Linked DNA regions of Homo sapiens: region 2 is linked to region 1. Evidence: chromatin loops called from intact Hi-C (ENCODE). Cell type or tissue: Calu3. All regions are shown on one strand. Each heading gives the region's core, and the rest is flanking DNA. Links, peaks and the distances in the headings are about the cores only.

Evidence for each region. Peaks named below come from ENCODE experiments on the same cell type or tissue, not always from the same donor. Only the 100,000 strongest peaks of a DNase experiment are listed, where the experiment ranks them.
Region 2: it touches region 1 in a loop (2.7-fold over the local background); 12 of 110 quality-filtered maps call a loop at or near these places.

What each region holds. Positions count from the first base shown.
Region 1 is chr5:55,976,767-55,985,914 of GRCh38, reverse strand. IL6ST (interleukin 6 cytokine family signal transducer) reads left to right here. Exons shown (of 17, transcript NM_002184.4): 2 at 3,104-3,191. Among named protein-coding and RNA genes, the nearest start is that of IL6ST, 14 kb to the left of the region's middle. In Calu3, for the core only: no CTCF peak of the experiment used is centred there; no DNase peak of the experiment used is centred there.
Region 2 is chr5:56,119,111-56,128,258 of GRCh38, reverse strand. It overlaps ANKRD55 (ankyrin repeat domain 55), which reads left to right. Exons shown (of 12, transcript NM_024669.3): 8 at 1,153-1,337. It overlaps LOC101928419 (a long non-coding RNA gene), which reads right to left and starts at 4,158. Exons shown (of 2, transcript XR_241794.2): 1 at 4,001-4,158; 2 at 1-1,828. It also overlaps the pseudogene RNU6-299P. RefSeq lists a silencer at 5,815-5,987. In Calu3, for the core only: no CTCF peak of the experiment used is centred there; a DNase peak (open chromatin) is centred at 4,278.

The sequences.
Region 1 (9,148 bases), core at 2,314-4,813:
TTTATGTATTTTCTATGGTTGCTTTTGTGTCGTAACAGTAGATTGGTAGCTCCAATAGAGACCTTATGGCTCACAAACCTAGAATATTTACCTCCTACCTCATACATGAAAAGCTTGCCCACCCTGGAATTGAGAGTAGCCAAATAGACCCACACCTGTGAACAACTGATTTTTAAGAAAGACGCAAAGGCAATTCACTTGAGAAAGGATAATTTTTTCAGCAAATAGTTTTGAAACAATTATCCGTATATACAAAATGAACTCAAATTTCAGCTTGACACCACACATAAATATTAACTTGAAATAACTGAGACCTAAATGACCCTAAAACTATAAAACTTGTAGGAAAAAACCTTTTTGACTTTATTTTTATTTTTTATATTTTTTTTTTTTTGAGAAGGAGTCTCATTTTGTCACCCAGGCTGGAGTGCAGTGGTGCTATCTCTGCTCACTTGCAGCCTCCTCTGCCTCCCGGGTTCAAGCAGTTCTCTTGCCTCAGCTTCCTGTGTAGCTGGGATTACAGATGTGCACCACCACACCCGGCTAATTTTTAAAATATTTTAGTAGAGACAGGGTTTCACCATATACCCAGGCTGGTCTCGAACTTCTGAACTCAGGTGATCTACCCACTTCGGCCTCCCAAAGTGATGGGATTACAAGTGTGAGCTACTGCGTCGGGCCCTTTATGATTTTAGATTAAGCAAAGACTTCTTAGATACATCAAAAACACAAATTGATGAATTGAACTTTATTAAAATTAAACCTCCTATTCGTCAAAAGATACTGTTAAAAGAATGAAAAGACAAGCATACAAGAAAATAATGCGTAAATCCATTTTCTAATAAAGGCCAGAATATCTTCTTAGAACTTTCAAAACTTAATGAGAAAACAGGAAACCCAGTTGATCAATATGTTTGAACAGACACATCATCAAAGAAGATATAGCCAAGCACACACCTGCCGTAGGGCCTAGCCATTCCACTCTTCACTTACCTTCTATTTTGGGGACACACACTATGTGTTAGTTTCCTAGGGGCTACTGTAATAGAGCATCCCTTTGTTACAGTATCCCTTACCTGAAATACTTAGTAACAGAAGTATATTGGATTTTGGATTTTTTTTTTTCAGTTTGTGTTGTATTTGCATTATATACTTAAAGTTAAGCATCCCAAATCCTAAAATCTGAAATCCAAAATGCCAGAGCTCAAAACGTTTTGGAATTAGAGCATTTCAGTTTTTAGATTTGGGATGTTCAACCTGTACCACAAATTGGGTGGCTCAAAACAACAAATTTATTCTCTCAAGGTTTTGGAGGCTAGAAGTCCTTTTGAGACTTTGGATAGAATCTTCCTTTGCCTCTCCTAGCTTCTGGTGGTAGCCATCGTCGTTGAGATTCCTTAGCTTACAGCTGCATAACTCCAATCTCTGCCTGTGTATTCACATGGTATTCTTCCTGGCTCTGTCTCTTTAAAGACACCAGTCATATTGTACTAAAGGCCTATTATACTCCACTATAACATCCAATTAAATCTGCCCATAGAGTAACATTTTGTGCTACTGGGGTTAAGACTTCAACATATTTTTTGGGGGGAACAGTTCAGCCCATAACAAACAAAAAGAAAATTAATTTAATTATATTGTATTTAGAACAGGGGTTGGCAAACTATAGCCCATAAGCCAAATCCAGCTTGCAGCCATTTTTATAAATAAAGTTGCATGGGAATATACCTATGCCCACTTATTTACATATTGTGTATGGCTGCTTTTGCACTTTAATAACGGAGTTAACTAATTGCAAGAGAGAACTTAAAGCCCACGAAATCTAAAATATTTATTATCTGGCCCTTTACAGAAAATGTTTGCTAGCCTATTTTAGAAGGTGTTAAGTGTTGTAGAAAAAAAAAAAATCAGTAAAGGGGTATAAGAAACACAGGGTGGTTAGGGAAGATCTCTATGAGGAGGTGAATTTGAGCAAAGGCTACAAGGAATTACTCTCTATATATTAACTTATGAAGATGTCCACTATGTAGTGTTAAGTGAAAAAGGTTATAAAACATTTCTCACTTACATGATCCCATCTTTGTAAAATAGAAAAGTGTGTATATTTATACAATGTAAAGTTATATAATACATGTATAAAAAATTTTGCAAGAATATCCACCAAAATGTTCATGGTAGTTATCTCTTGGTGGGATTATAGTGCACTTTCACATGGCATTTTTTCAGTTTCTTTTCATTAGACATTTAAAAAATATTTTTATAAATTTAATTCCTTATGTGTTATTAAGTTATATCAAAGGCTTAATGTGTATGAAACAATAATGGAAGATTCAACTCCTTGCCTAAGTTTGAAGTTACTTGTTGTATTTCAAAGAGGAGCACTAGTACTTAAGCTAGAATTTAAGTGAACAAATCTTAAAATGGATTTTTATCTCTGGTTACATAGAATAGTTGTTAGCAGGCTTAATTTAGTGCTAGTAGAAGAAGAAATATGTGATTGTTAAAGAACTCCGTCTGTCATAAATGTTCCTGTCATGTTTCTGTGACATTACATAGACGTCAGGGAAGTTTGCATTAGGTGTGGGTGAGCCAATAATGTTTGCAAGCGTATATCAAATCATAGCACTAGGGCTGGGCGCGGTGGCTCATGCCTGTAATCCCAACACTTTGGGAGTCTGAGGTGGGCAGATCCCTTTGAGCTCAGCCTGGGCAACATGGCAAAACACTATCTGTACTAAAAATAAAAAAATTAGCTAGGCATGATGGTGCCATCTCTAGTCCCAGCTACTCGGGAGGCTGAGGTGGGAGAATTACCTGAGCCTGGGAAGTTCAAGCTGCAGTGAGCTGTAATTGTGCTACTGCACTGCAGCCTGGTGATGGGAGTGAGACATTGTCTCAAAAAAAAAAAAAAAAAGCACTAGAATATTTGAATACTCTTATACAAGTGTTTATGGGTTTATTTTATTCTGAAGCTCAGAACATATCTAAAGTAGGATACTTTCTGCAAACCCAAAAGCCTAAGAGCAGATGGGGATTTTTAAAGTACACATATAATAAAATTATCAAAGCCAGCCTTCTGAACAAGACTCTCCTCTCTTTACAGTGAAACCCAATGGAAAAAGCATGACATTTAGAAGTAGAAGACTTAGCTTCAAATCCCTACTCCTTCACTTACTAATTTTGTGATTTGGGTAAGTAATTGATCTTGTCTGAATTTTTTGTTTTTTTATTTTACAAAGTTCCAATAAATAATCCCTGCCCTACTCACCTGATTCTTTAGGATATTAGGAGACTAAAGTGAAATAATTTATGTGACAACATTTTGTGTAATGTAAAATAATATCCTAGTGTTAATTGTTATGAACTCATAATTGATACTAATGGAAGAGAACAGAGTGGATAATTTAAAAACTAATTTAATAATTAGTTAATTTTGTGTAGGTATTACCAACTTCTGGCAGTTTATTCACAGTAACACTGTACTGTGAAAGATATATAGAAATTTTCTTCATCTTGATCCCCACGCAACTTATTAATTCAACAAGCATTATTTTGCCTTCTATTTGGCAATTTTAGTTCATATACTGTTCTACAATTGTAATAGTAATGTTACCATAGTAACAAAGTTTATATTGACATTCTTTTTCACATGCAATGTAAATCTAAATATATTCGTGCTTTTTATTTCATCCTTAGGTTAAGTTAGAAAATGAAAAAAAAATCACAATCCATAGGTGACAAAAATAATTTATAAAGAGCCTAACCATTAAATATTTATCCATTGTAACTCTACTGCTTTTTCTCTCACTTGAGAAAACATATGGAAATGAAAGTAAATGAGAATGAACAACTATAGGGATAATCTTGAATTTATTCTATTTTAAATAAATCATTTATGAACTTTGTTTCTCTAACATTAAAAGTAGCAATACTTGTTATACATCATCTAGCTCCTTTCGGCACACTACCATGTTATATCACCATAGTTGAGGAATGATTACAGCTTTTGGTTTTCAGAAATAATCTTTCCTGTATTTATGGTTACTAGTTAGGTTTTGGCTTCATAGAAGCTTCTCAAGTTACCTGCAAATTTCAAGGAAGGTTAGTGTATGCAATGTATGGTTATAATATATGCATAGAAAACTCTGCAAGAGGTGAGGTAATAGTGCTATTAATATAATTTTAAATTAAATATTAGTATCAACAGAAGGAAAGGAGGGAAAAAATAAGCAAACTACTGTCAATTCTGTCAATTTTTTTTTTTATTTTTTTGAGATGGAGTCTCGCTCTGTCACCCAGGCTGGAGTGCAATGGCACGATCTTGGCTCGCTGCAACCTCCGCCTCCCAGGTTCAAGTGATTCTCCTACCTCAGCCTCCTGAGTAGCTGGGACTATAGGTGTGCGCCACCATGCCCGGCTAATTTTTGTATTTTTATTAGAGACGGGGCTTCATCATATTGGTTAGGCTCGTCTTGAACTCCTGACCTTGTCATCCGCCTGCCTTGGCTTCCCAAAGTGCTGGGATTACAGGCATGAGCCACCGCACCCGGCCATAATTCTGTCAATTTTTAAGCAAGCCCCAAGTGAAGTTAACTGTATTGCATATAATATTTTATATAGTGTTACTGTGTCTTCATCTCTTAGATTTGGACTATGAAATCAAGTCCCATAATAGATGTTTCTTCATCACCTCTCCATTACAATCTTTTAAAAATTAGGAAAGATTACTTTCTAAATGTGAAATGTGGAATCTACCTTTGCCTAGTTCGCTTTGCTTGTGTTCCATGGTACTACTCAAACAAATCTAATTGCTTTGAAGTAATCATAAATTCTTTCATGGACCTCTTGTTCTGGAGCAGCTTTGTTGCAAGAATATAGTACATTTGGCTTGGCACAGTGGCTCACACCTGTAATTCCAGCACTTTGGGTGGCCAAAGAAGGAGGATTGCTTCAGACCAGGAGTTTGGGACCTGCCTGTGCAACATAGTGAGACCCCCATCTTTACAGAAAAATTTTTAAAAAATTAGCTGGGCATGCTGGCAAGCTGTTACATGATTAGGGAGTGCATAAAATCAAGTTAGTATGTATATTTAATAAAACAATATTGTGTTCCAAGTGCAGAACTAGGAAGCCATTTCTCATCAAGAAGAGTTAATAGTTTTATTTAGAAGAAAAAAATTACACATTAAGTATTTTGTCTTTAATAATTTTAGCTTTTATTTTAGGTTCAGGGAGTTCATGTACAGGTTACATGAGTATATTGTGTGATGCTGAGGTTTGGAGTACGATTGAACTGTCACCCAGTTGGTGAGCATAGTACCCAATAGTTTGAACCTTAAGTATTTATTTATTTTATTTATTTTTTGAGACGGAGTTTCACTCTGTCGCCCAGCCTGGAGTGCAGTGGCGCCATCTCCGTTCACTGCAACCTCCGCCTCCCGGGTTCAAGTGATTCTCCTGCCTCAGCCTCCCAAGTAGCTGGGATTACAGGTGCCCACCACCACGCCCAGCTACTTTTTGTATTTTTAGTATGGACGGGGTTTCACCATGTAGGCCAGGCTGGTCTGGAACTCCTGACCTCAGATGATCCACCCACCTCGGCCTCCCTGAGTGCTGGGATTACAGGCGTGAGCCACTGCACCTAGCTGACATTAAGTATTTTTTAATTTAAATTTATTTTTTGCATAAGTACTAAAGATTCACATGGTCAACATTGCAAGGCTGCAGAGTATATGGTGGAGCGTCTCCCTACCACCCTGATCTCTCAAATACCCTGTCACAGCCAGTATTTGAACTTTTATCCTCCTAGAGATACTGTGCATATATAAAAAAACGAATGTGTGTTTTGTTTTCTTGTATATTGTTTTGCCCACAAATAATAGCAAATGCGTTGTTCTGTACCTTAACAATGTAACAATGTATTTTAGATAACTTTATGTTTCTGTACATATAGAGCTTCCTCATTTTTTTTAAATGGCTACAAGTATTTACATTTACATGGTTTTGGTATACCATCATTTAACTAGTGTCCCATCATAATCAGGTTGTTTCAGCCTTTTACTGTTAAAAACAATGCAGTGAATAACTTTGTACATGTGTTGTTTTATTCATATCTGTAGGATAAAATAAAGTAGAATCATTAGAATCAAATGTGTGTGTTTTAATTTTGATTGATATTGCCGAACTGGCTCTCTGCCTTGTTTGGGTAGAGCTTTTTTCTTTGTTTTTAAGTGAGGTCTAATTTACAAACAACAAAACTGACCATTTTTAAAGTGTTCAATGTATTGGGAAGCTTATGCCAATTTACACTATAACCTGTAGTGTGTGACGATACTTTCGTTGCTTAGTCTCACAACACCCTGTTGATACTTTTTGGGTTTTTATATTTTTGCCAACACTAATATGTAAGAATGGTATTGGGATAATTTTTGGTTTGTTTACCTTTTGTTACATACTGCAAAACAGAACTCATAAGTGTACAGCTCAGTGAATTTATCACTGTCCAGATCAAGATACAGAACATGCTCAGCACCCAGAATGTCCCCTTTTATACCCTTCCTCACAAAAAACAACTGCTCTGACCTCTGTCACCAAACACCGTAGACTTTTGCCTCTTTTTGAACTTCTGTAAAATAAATCATGCAGAGCGTACTTTCTTGCCTTTTTTCTCTTTTAAAATTTTTTTGTAGAGTCAGGGTCTCACTATTTTGTGCAGGCTGGCCTCTTAACTCCTGGCCTCAAGCAATTCTTCCCCCTCAGCCTCCCAAAGTGCTGATATGACAGGTGTGGGCCACTGCACCCAACCTGTCTGATTTCTTTCATTCTGTATTATATATGAGATTCATCCATGATGCATGTATCTGTTGTTATTTTTCATTGCTGTGATTCAATTACTTGAATATACCATAATTTATCCTAGTGTTAATAGATATTTGGTTGATTTTATTTTTCATCTATTTTGAATAAAACTTCTGTAAACATTCTTGTAGATGTCTTTGGAGGTATTAAGCACTCGTTTCTTTTGGTTATACCTTATCTGGGCAGATTTTGTTTGTTTTAAGGTCTAATTTATAAACAATAAAATTCACCATTTTTTAGTTACAACTTGATAGGAAACCCATGAGTCTAACATTTCTGCGTTTCTTATCAGCAAAAACCCTGATGGCTGCCTTTTTTCTGAACTTTGTTTTGAGACGGAGTCTCGCTCTGTCACCTAGGCTGGAGTGCAGTGGTGTGACCTCGGCTCACTGCAGCCTCCGCCTCCCAGGTTCAAGCAGTTCTCTGCCTCAGCCTCCTGAGTAGCTGGGATTACAGGCGGCCGCCACCACGCCTGGCTAATTTTTGTATTTTTATTAGGGACAGGGTTTCACCATGTTGGTCAGGCTGGTCTTGAACTCCTGACCTCATGATTCACTCGCCTCAGCCTCCCAAAGTGCTGGGATTATAGGCGTGAGCCACCATGCCCAGCCAACTTACCTTTTAAAGAATGTTGGAAGGTAGACTCTCAGAGCCGTGGAGCAAAGGACAGGCTTACTTACAGTCTTCAAAGATACAGATAATGTCTCCCTCTAGAGTAAATGGCAGACATGCTTCCTGCATATTTTTCAAGTTTAGGGTTACTTAAGATCTGTCTTTCTTTCCTGTGAAGCAGCCTGTTCAGGTGTCATCTGACTTCACAATGCCCTGTGACAGTTGGGACTCAAGCAGCTGGCGCAAGAAAATGCTGATACTCTGACTACTGTTATGAGTAATACAGTCCTTTGCTTCTGACGCAAAAATGTCATGCCTTTTGCCAGTATCCATGACACTGTGGTAGGCTGACTTGTTAGCTTGAAAGTAAGGTAAAATCTCAGTGCCTTTGAAACAGTTGACACAGAATTCAGTGAATTTTGACAAATGTAGTCTTTTTTTTTTTTTAAATAGAATTTCGCTTTGTTGCCCAGGCTGGAGTGCAGTGGTGCCATCTCAGCTCACTGCAGCCCCTGCCTTCCGGGTTCAAACAGCTCTCCTGCCTCAAGCCTCATGAGTAGCTGGGACTGCAGGCATACACCACCACACCTGGCGTGTGTGTGTGTGTGTGTGTCTGTGTGTGTCGGGGTCTCGCTCTGTTGCCCATGCTGGAGTCCAGTGGCATGATCTGGGCTTACTGCAACCTCTGTTTCACGGGTTCAAACAGTTCTCCTGCCTCAGCCTCCCGAGTAGCTGGCATCACAGACACCCGCCACCACGCCAAGCTACTTTTTGTATTTTTAATAGAGATGGGGTTTCACCATGTTGGCCAGGCTCGTCTCGAACTCCTGACCTCAAGTGATCTGCCCACCTCGGCCTCCCAAAGTGCTGGGATTACAGGCGTGAGCCATCGCGTCCTGCCAAATGTATAGAGTCTTATAGTCACCACCACAATCAAGTCATAGAGTATTTTTATCACCCCAGATTTCCTTTATGCCCTTTTACGTGTGCCTTCTCTACCTCAGCCCTAGGCAACCCTGGATCTGCTTTCTGTCACCTTAGTTTTGCCGTATCAAGAATTTCTGAGGCACATGCCTGTAATCCCAGTGCTTTGGGAGGCTGAGGCAGGAGGATTGCTCGAGCCCAGGAGTTTGAGACAGCCTGGGCAACATAGTGAGACCCCCATCTCTTAAAAAAAAAAAGAATTTCCTGTAAATAGAGTTATACAATGTATAACCTGTTGTGTCTGGCTTCGTTTATTCAGTGTAATGCTTTTGAGATTCATTCATACTACTGCATGTATCACCAGTTCATACTCTTTTTTTTTTGTTTGCTGAGTAGTATTCTATTATATGTCTCTACCATTGTTTGAATGTATGTTTATACATTCAGCAGTTGGTGGACATTTGGATTGTTTCCAGTTTGGGACTTATGAATGAAGCTGCTGTGAACATTTGAGTATAAGTCTTATTGTGGGCATATGTTTTTATTTTGGGGAGTACGCTCTTTGGAGTGGAAATACCAAGTCTTATGGTGTGCTTTTAACTTGGTAACGAACTATCAAATTGTTTACCAGAGTGTCTGTATCATTTTGCGTTCCTATCTGAGTAGTTCTAATTTATATCTCTCATTTTGAGTGAGGTTGAAAGTATCTTTTCACATGCTTGATTTACTTGTATTTCCTTTTCTATAAACTATT
Region 2 (9,148 bases), core at 3,340-5,839, 140 kb before region 1:
GTTTTGGCCTTTGAACCACCTTGACAGCTTGAATTCCTTTACTCTTCCAGGAAATTGTAAACAAAAAAGAATTGTTGTGCTGACACTCTTTTTGCTTCTATTTTCCTTATTGAATGGCTACTGCTTTTAAAGAAAAGTGTCTCTTGACTATCTAAAATGTATTTCAGACTCCTTCGATGTATGTCTAACTAGCATGAAGTGAAACAAACATAGAAAAGTTGATAAAGGCATGAAAGCTTAGGTGTGCTCACCTAAACTTTAGGTGACTTCTAAGTCACCTAAGTAAGCTTTAGCTGACTTCTAAGGACAGGCATGCCATAGAATATAAACAATGGGTCAAAGTTATTTAAAATCATTGTTAGACAAAGGAAAGATGGATGGAGGAAGAAGACGCAAAAGGGAAGATGATAGGAAGAGAAAGAAAAAGTTTGTAGCCAGAGATTGCTTTATGGATATGTAACCAGTGCAGCCACAGAGGGTCTGGTACTCAGATGGGACCCTGTGCTTAAGGCATAATGTTCTGTAGTCCCCATCTGGAAATTCTCACTTTATCTTTTAATTGTTTTTGTAAACGAAGTCTGATACAAGACTGTAGCCTCTGCTCAGACAGTTCTGCTTCCCAGGCTCCCTGGGACAAATTCTCAGCCCCCTGCTCCTTGGCCCTACCCCGAAACAAGCTTTTTAAGTGCATCACTGCGCCACCAATCAGTACTCATCATAGTCACTTCTTTAACATTAAGATGAACTCTGTCAGTTTCTTGGTGGTCAGCCTCTACAGCAAATGGGGACACAAATGATCAGACCTAATGAGCAAGTTGTTGTCTAGGTGGCCCACCGATCACTCTAGCTCTGACGTCAGTCCATTGCACCTGTATTTAATTTCAATCCATCCTTCGTTCACTAGTTATGGAAGACAATTTAGCTCCTGTGGGAGACAAAAATCTCTGCAGTGACTTGAGACAAGTGGACACTTGTTGGAGAGCTTAGATAGAGTGTATTTTTATTCTTTTTTTTCCATTTCCTTTTCTCTTTTCATCTTTTTTCTTTCTTTCTTTCTTTCCTTTTTTTCCTTTGTATTTTTATCTTAACATGCCTAGACAGAGAAGAACACTGGATTGTACATAATGGGCTTTCTTTGACTCTCTTTTCCAGAGTGGAAATAGGATTCTGTGCTCCATCATTCTGAGCCATCACCAGGGGCCGTCCATAATCAACTATGATGATGAGAGTGGGAAGACATGTGTACATATCGCAGCGGCAGCGGGCTTCAGCGATATTATTCATGAGCTGGCAAGAGTCCCTGAGTGTAACCTGCAGGCTCTGGATGTGGATGACAGGTATCCATGGTAACCAGAAAGTGCTGGGAAACTAGTCATTTCCCCCTAACTGAATCTTAAAATAAAGGAGATGTTTAAGGAGGTGTCCTATACAGCTATATCCCTATTGCCAGTAATACACATGGGCTTGTGACAATAAAAATTGCTCTATTTTAGTGAGAGGAGAAAAAATTATTGTTATGGAGAGGAAGACTGCGACTGTACAGTGTTGTCAGATTTTCCACTTTTTGCTAAATGTTCTCTGTGTTCTCAGAAGACGTTCTGTATTTCAGCTTCCTGCTATGTGCCCTCTTTGTTCCTAAAGGTAGGTTTTGGTTGTTTTTTTTTTCTTCATTCTTGGATTATGTTATAAAGTCCACAAGTTCTTTTATCCAGAGAAGAACATAATAGAGACTTTGTATTCTGGACTATTGGGCTTTTAGAACTGCAAGGAACTGTATCAGGTTGTTGTTGTTTTCGATCATCAAAGATGTATTGTCTGAAAAAGGAAGCTAGGTCCAAAAAGGTAAAAAGACTTCTGTCAGAGCTAGTTAGATACTAAATGAAGATTTGTACACCTGTCTTTCAAACTTGTAGCTTTTCATCTATAATGCCCTGCTTATCTAAACTGTTTTGGTTAGGCACTGAGTCAATGGAAATGTAAGAAAAATATAACAACAAACAAGACTATCAAAAATAAGTATAGACTTGAGCACTCTGGTTTCTTTATCCTCTTGTATTGAAGTGCAAAATTAGCCCCTTACTTGTAATTATTTTATTTTATTTTATTTTATTTTATCTATTTTTTTGAGATGGAGTCTCGCTTTGATGCCCAGGCTGGAGTGCAGTGGTGCAACCTCAGCCCACTGCAACCTCCACCTCCCAGGTCCAAGCGATTCCCTTGCCTCAACCTCCCAAGTAGCTGGAACTACAGGCTCCTGCCACCATGCCCAGCTTACTTTTGTATTTTTATTAGAGACAGGGTTTCACCATGTTGGCCAGGCTGGTCTTGAACTCCTGGCCTCAGGTGACCCGCCCGCCTCGGCCTCTCAAAGTGCTGGGATTACGTGCGTGAGCCACCGTGCCCAGCCTACTTATCATAATTTTAGATGCCCCAAGAAAGCACCTCCTACTCCCAGATACCTGAAATTCTTTTTTTAAAAATTATTTTATAAAATATGGAATACTTCACAAATTTGTGTGTCATCCCTGCGCAGGGGCCACGCTAATCTTCTCTATTAATACCTGAAATTCTTTTAACTCAGGGAAAAAATGGGGAGTTCTACATAGGTCTCAGAAGTTGGAGATGGTTAAATGACTTTAAGTAAAATTAAAGTATAAATCATTGAAAGTAGACATTTTCCAGCCAGTGTGGTGGCTCACACTTATAATCCCAGCACTTTGAGAGGCCGAGATGGGTGGATCACTTGAGGTCAGGAGTTTGAGACCAGCCTGGCCAACATGGCGAAACCCATCTTTACTGAAAATACAAAAATTAGCCAGGTGTGGTGGCGGACACCTATAATCCCAGCTACTCAGGAGGCTGAGGCAGGAGAATCGCTTGAACCCAAGAGGCAGAGGTTGCAGTGAGCCAAGATCGCGCCATTGCACTCCAGCCTGGGTTACTAAGCAAGCAAGACTCTGTCTGAAAAAAAAAAAGAAAAAAGAAAAAAGTAAGTGTTTTCCTAAGAGCAGATGTTGATCCTAAGCAAGTAAGAAAGTAGAAGAACATAAGCTACATTAGGAAAAAAGTGAATTAACCATTTTTTAAAAAAAGAACAAATTTCAGAAAGGCAGGCTGAGGGAAAGTTCATCTACTTCAAAACACTCCTAGAACCAGCTTTGAACAGAATAGTTCCCATTTTGCAATACCACCCACTTAGCAAAGAAAATCCAATTCTCTAGGCCTCATGGTGGAAAGTAAAACTAAGGGGAAAAAAGAAAGTACAAAGATAAGGAGAGTTCAAAAGGAAGTAAAATATCCAGAAGAGTCCTTTCCAATCCAGTACTCAATTCAGAGGCCTCATGTACTGATCAAATCCTAGCCTCCATTTTTTTCCACGTTTTCTGCAGCAAAACATGAAATTCTGCCTTCATGCTGAAGCTATAAGCTTCTGTTAATAGTTGAATTTTTCAGGGCCAGGCACAGTGGCTCACATCTATAATCCCAGCACTTTGGGAGGCTGAGGCAGGTAGATCACAAGGTCAGGAGTTCAAGACCAACCTGGCCAACATGGTGAAACCCTGTCTCTACTAAAAATACAAAAATTAGCCGGGCGTGGTGGCGCACGCCTGTAATCCTAGCTACTCCGGAGGCTGAGGCAGGAGAATTGCTTGAACCTGAGAGGCAGAGGTTGCAGTGAGCTGAGATTGTGCCACTGCACTCCAGCCTGGATGACAGAGCGAGACTCCGTCTCAAAAAAAAATTAAAAAAAACAAAAATAAATAGTTTAATTTTTCAAAGTTTGCACAGGTTTATGTGCTTTAAGTATTTACAATAATTGTGATTTCCCTTTCCTTCTTCTCTTTTTTAGTGAAAGTTTTTCCTATTGAAAGTTTTTGTGAAAAGGAAAGAAAAGTAAAGTAGTAATAAAAAGAGGTAGAAGGAAAATATGAAGAACTAGGCCTCCCAGATAGTAAAACACATCATAAGTCTATGGTACTTAAAACATTGTAGTACTTACCTAAGATATGACACAGAACACATAACCCAGAAGCAGCATATGTAGCTTAAGTGTTTCAAATTTCATCAGTCTATGAGGTCACAGTCCGCTTTAATATGCAGTTTACTTGTCTTCAGAGAGGAAAGTCTGTTACCAAGTCCTGCTCTCTGTGTATTTCTGGGAATTCTCTGGGGAATGTTTACATGTTTCATTAATCATTCCTCAGTCACTGATAGCTCAACCAACGCTGCATCCTTGGACCCATTATCTCCTGCCATTCAGCGGCCACCACATCCGCCCACTCTTGTCTCTGCTGAATTCCTTCTGAATCATGGGCCCTGCCCTTTAGCCCCCTGCTGTGACAGCTGAGGCAGATTGGCTGTGTTTGCAGGACATCCTGAAGCTTAGAGATAAGAAGGAGCTAAAGTTTAGACAACTTGAAATTAGGTACCACAGACTGGCCCCAAGGACATGAGTATATTAGAGATTATCTATATGCTCCCCTCGTTACTCAGCAAAACCCTGTTCTTCTGGATCGCTTCCATGTTGATGGTCAGAGGAATTTAAACAGTCGGTCTTAGTAATTGTCATGAAGGAGTATTTCACAAAGCTTCTGAGTGAATCATCACATGTTGGTAAGCCTGACTAGATCAACATCCAGCCCTCCATCTGCTGAATTTATTGGCAATACACTGTCTAAATGGGAGGACATAATCTGCTGGGGACCCGTCCTGTTTCAGAATAAATGTCTCCTGGAGACCTCTCTCACATAGAATGGAACTAATCACATCTGCCACATTCAAATATGCAGTGTGATTGATCACTGTGTTGAAAAATACATGGCCCTATTACGTGTTATAAAATTGCTGCTTCTAGCATAACAGGAAAAAGGTGTTTAATTGACAGAAGATACAATCTGTACCTGGTAATTCTGGGGCCACACAATATACATACATATATGCTCTCCAAATACTCATGTCCAACCCCGTTCACAGATATACCCAACCCAGCCCTTCTCTGTCCAGCTGCCAGGCTGCCTCCAGGCCTGAGAGACCACCTGGCCCTCTCAGAAGTGCCCTTCTGCCCAAGGTTCAGGCCCTGCACAAGGCTGAGGAGAGGTCTTCCATGACCTCCTTTCCTGCCCCAGGACTGCCCATTTCCCGAGTGACTTACCAGAGGGATAGTCATTCTTTGCACAGAAGACCCCATTCATAGGAATGTGGGCCAGGCTCACACCTGTAATCCCAGCACTTTGGGAGGCTGAGGCAGATGAATCCCTTGAGCCCAGGAGTTCGAGAGCAGCCTTGGCAACATGGCGAAACCCCATCTCTACAAAAAATACAAACATTAGCCGGACATAGTGGTACATGCCTGTAGTCCCAGCTACTCAGGGGGCTGACATGTGAGGATTGCTTGAGCCCAGGAGGTGAAGGTTGCAGTGAACTGTGATTGTACCACTGCACTCCAGCCTGGGTGACAGAGTGAGACCGTATCTCAAAAAAGGAATGTCAACTTGCCCTTTGCCCTTTGCCTCTCCCTACACCCCCAGAAAAAAATCAGAACATAGTTTTGTGACATCAGTACTTAATCCAAAATATAGTTATTCAATCTTTTATTTTTGGAGACAGAGTCTCACCCTGTCACCCAGGCTGGAGTGCAGTGGCACGATCTCAGCTCACTGCAACCTCCACCTCCCTGGTTCAAGCGATTCTCCTGTCTCAGCCTCCCGAGTAGCTGGGACTACAGGTGTGCGCCACCATGCCTGGCTAATTTTGGGTTTGTTTTTTTTTTAGTAGATTAGGGGTTTCACCATGTTGGCCAGACTGGTCTTGAACTCCTGACCTCAAGTGATCCACCCACCTCAGCCTCCCGAAGTGCTGGGATTCTAGATGTTAGCCACCGTGCCTGGCCTAGTTTATTCAATCTTGAATACAACTATGTGTAGAATCAAACGTCCAGTACCTTTTCACAGTATTTTCCAGGATGACCTGATGGCCAGGGCTAATCGTCTTTAGGCCACCTCCAAGCTCTCAAACTCTGATCTCCTGCTGGCAACTGCCTAAGCTACTACAAGTCCACAGCTTCCAAAAATAATAATGCATAGGCACAGAGCAGCTATAAATCTACACTTAAGAAACATTTTTTTAGAGTAAACATAATCTTCAGAGATGCAACTCTATCTCCCAGCAAGTTGACTTTTTATATGCTTCAGCTAAGCTTCAGCTTCTCAAACTTCTGTTTTAGATCGAAGTATTTGCTGTACATTAGGCACACTTAAAAACCCACTGGGACAGGTTACCAAAACACAGGCAGAGTCCTTCATCCAAGACAAAGCCAAGCCTTGACCTCCTAGAAAACAGTAGGTGCTCTTTAAATGAATAGTGGAAATTCTTATTTCTACTCACAGAGTTAAAAAAATTCAGGGTCTAATTCTACCCAGAATTATTTTGTCTTTGGTACAATAAAGAAAGCAGTATCACAAAAGTACCAATTTATTCGACCTTCTTGTTGGGAGCCTCTATATGTGCCAGAACCACACAGTGAGTGAAAGGCTCCCATTCCCCTCCCACGTGGAGCATACAATCTTTTTTAAAAAGTGGTGGAACACTGGCCGGGTGTGGTGGCTCACTCCTGTAATCCCAGCACTTTGGGAGGCCCAGGCGGGTGGATCACGAGGTCAGGAGATCGAGACCAGCCTGGCCAACATGGTGAAACCTCATCTCTACTAAAAATACAAAAATTAGCTGGGTGTGGTGGCGGGCGCCTGTAGTCCCAGCTACTCGGGAGGCTGAGGCAGGAGAATCGCTTGAACCCCAGGGGCGGAGGTTGCAGTGAGCCGAGATTGTGCCACTGCACCCCAACCTAGTGACAGAGTGAGACTCCATCTCAAAAAAAAAAAAAAAAAGTGGTGGAACACTTACTATATCAAGTATTTATGTTATTTTACAGCCCAGAGTTTTAAAAGTTATAATGATTTTTATCTATAATTTAACCTAATTTCTATTTTTGAGTTATCTCACTAGATTAGTAGGAAACCTAAACTCGTCTTTTAAAGCCCCCCACCCCACTTGCCTTATTGTGTGTGCCTTGGTTCTGGAATTTTATACAATGGGTGTATAGGAATAGAGATGGAGGATGGCCCCTCGTCTTCTGTCCTTATCCCTTCAGGTCAGATGATGTTCAGCTGTGTCAGTGCTGTGCTTGGGCACGGGCGCCATCTTGGCCTGCCTGTGGTCCCATTGCCTAGACAAACCACAGACATTCCCCATCCCTCGCTCCTAGTATCTCTGCTAGTGAAGCAAGGTTCTTGACCCCTTTGCTCCTGAGTCCAGTGGTCCTTTATGCTCTTGTCACACCATCTTTTTTTTTTTTTTTTTTTTGAGACGGAGTCTCCCTCTGTCGCCCAGGCTAGAGTAGCAGTGGCGCGATCTTGGCTCACTGCAACCTCTGCCTCCCAGGTTCAAGCAATTCTCCTGCCTCAGCCTCCCGAGTAGCTGGGATTACAGGCATGTGCCACTACGCCCAGCTAATGTTTTGTATTTTTAGTAGAGACAGGGTTTCACCGTGTTAGCCAGGATGGTCTCGATCTCCTGACCTCGTGATCCGCCTGCCTTGGCCTCCCAAAGTGGTGGGATTACAGGTGTGAGCCACCATGCCCAGCTGTCCCACCTCGTCCATTGAAGGGGGACCACCTTTCCAGTGCTGGGGGAGCCATTTCCATTCAGATGTTTAGTTAAGTATTTTCCCTTTGCTCTGAAGTTGCTCTCAGTCCCAAGCTTGGCTTTTGAAAGCAAAAATACTTTTCCCTTCCTGACTTTGCAATATTCCTCCCCTGAGGTTGAGCACAAAGTCAACCATCCCCTTAAATAGGGGAAAGAGGCGAGGTAGAAAATATGTATAGAGATCAGGATCTTAAAATATAATCCCACCACATGAAGAAATGGTGTTAAGAGGGCTTGGTGCGGTGGCTCACGCCTGTAATTCCAACACTTTGGGAGGCCGAGGACGGCGGATCAGGAGATCGAAACCATCCTGGCCAACATGATGAAACCCTGTCTCTACTAAAAATACAAAAATTAGCTGGGTGTGGTGGCCCGTGCCTGTAATCCCAGCTACTCGGGAGGCTGAGGCAGGAGAATAGCTTGAACCAGGGAGTCGGAGGTTTCAGTGAGCTGAGATTGCACCACTGCACTCCAGCCTGGCAACAGAGCAAGACTATGTCTCAAAAAAAAAAAAAATGGTGTTGAGAAAAGTTGGCTATGTAATTACAAAAACAGTCAAATTGGCTCTGACCTCACTGCACATACCAAAATACGCATATAGACACACACACAGGTTTTGTTTGTTTAGTTTTTGTTTTTTGAGACAGGGTCTCGCTCCATTGCCCAGGCTGGAGTGTGGTGGCAGGATCTCGGCTCACTGAAGCCTCAACCTCTCTAGGCTCAATCAATCCTCCCACCTCAACCTCCTGAGAAGCGAGGACTACAGGCACGTACCCATCACATCCAACTAATTTTTATATTTTTTTTGTAGAGACTGGGTTTTGCCATGTTGCCCAGGCTGGTGTCGAACTCCTGAGCTCAAGCAATCTCCCACCTCTGCCTCCCGAAGTGCTGGGATTTCAGGCATGAGCCACAGTGCTCAGCCATGGTTTTTTATTTTTAAACCAAATAAATCTAGAATACTGGTGTTCTTTTTATTTACGTTCAGTAAAATTTACTTTTATGGTGTACAGTTCTATGTGTTTTAACATGCATGAATTCATGTTACCACCACAAACAGAATTCAGAACAATTCCATCAACTCCAACATCAACTCATGTCCTTCCATATAGTCAAGCCCTCTCCCATCCCTAAGCCCTGGCAACCACTCAATAGTTATCTGTCTGTATAGTTTTGCCTTTTCCAGAAGGTCATGTAAGCGGAAATATACAGTAGGTCATCCTTTGAGACTGATTTATTTGATTTATTTCACTTAGCAGAATGCATTTGTCACTCATCTATGTTGTTGCATGTATCAGCAGTCTGTTCTTTTTCACTACTGAGTAGTATTCCAGTACTACTGGAATAGGATGAACCACAGTTTGTTTGTCCATTCACCCACTGAAGGACATTGAGTTGTTTCCAGTTTTTGACAATTATGATAATGCTTCTACAAACATTTGTGTAC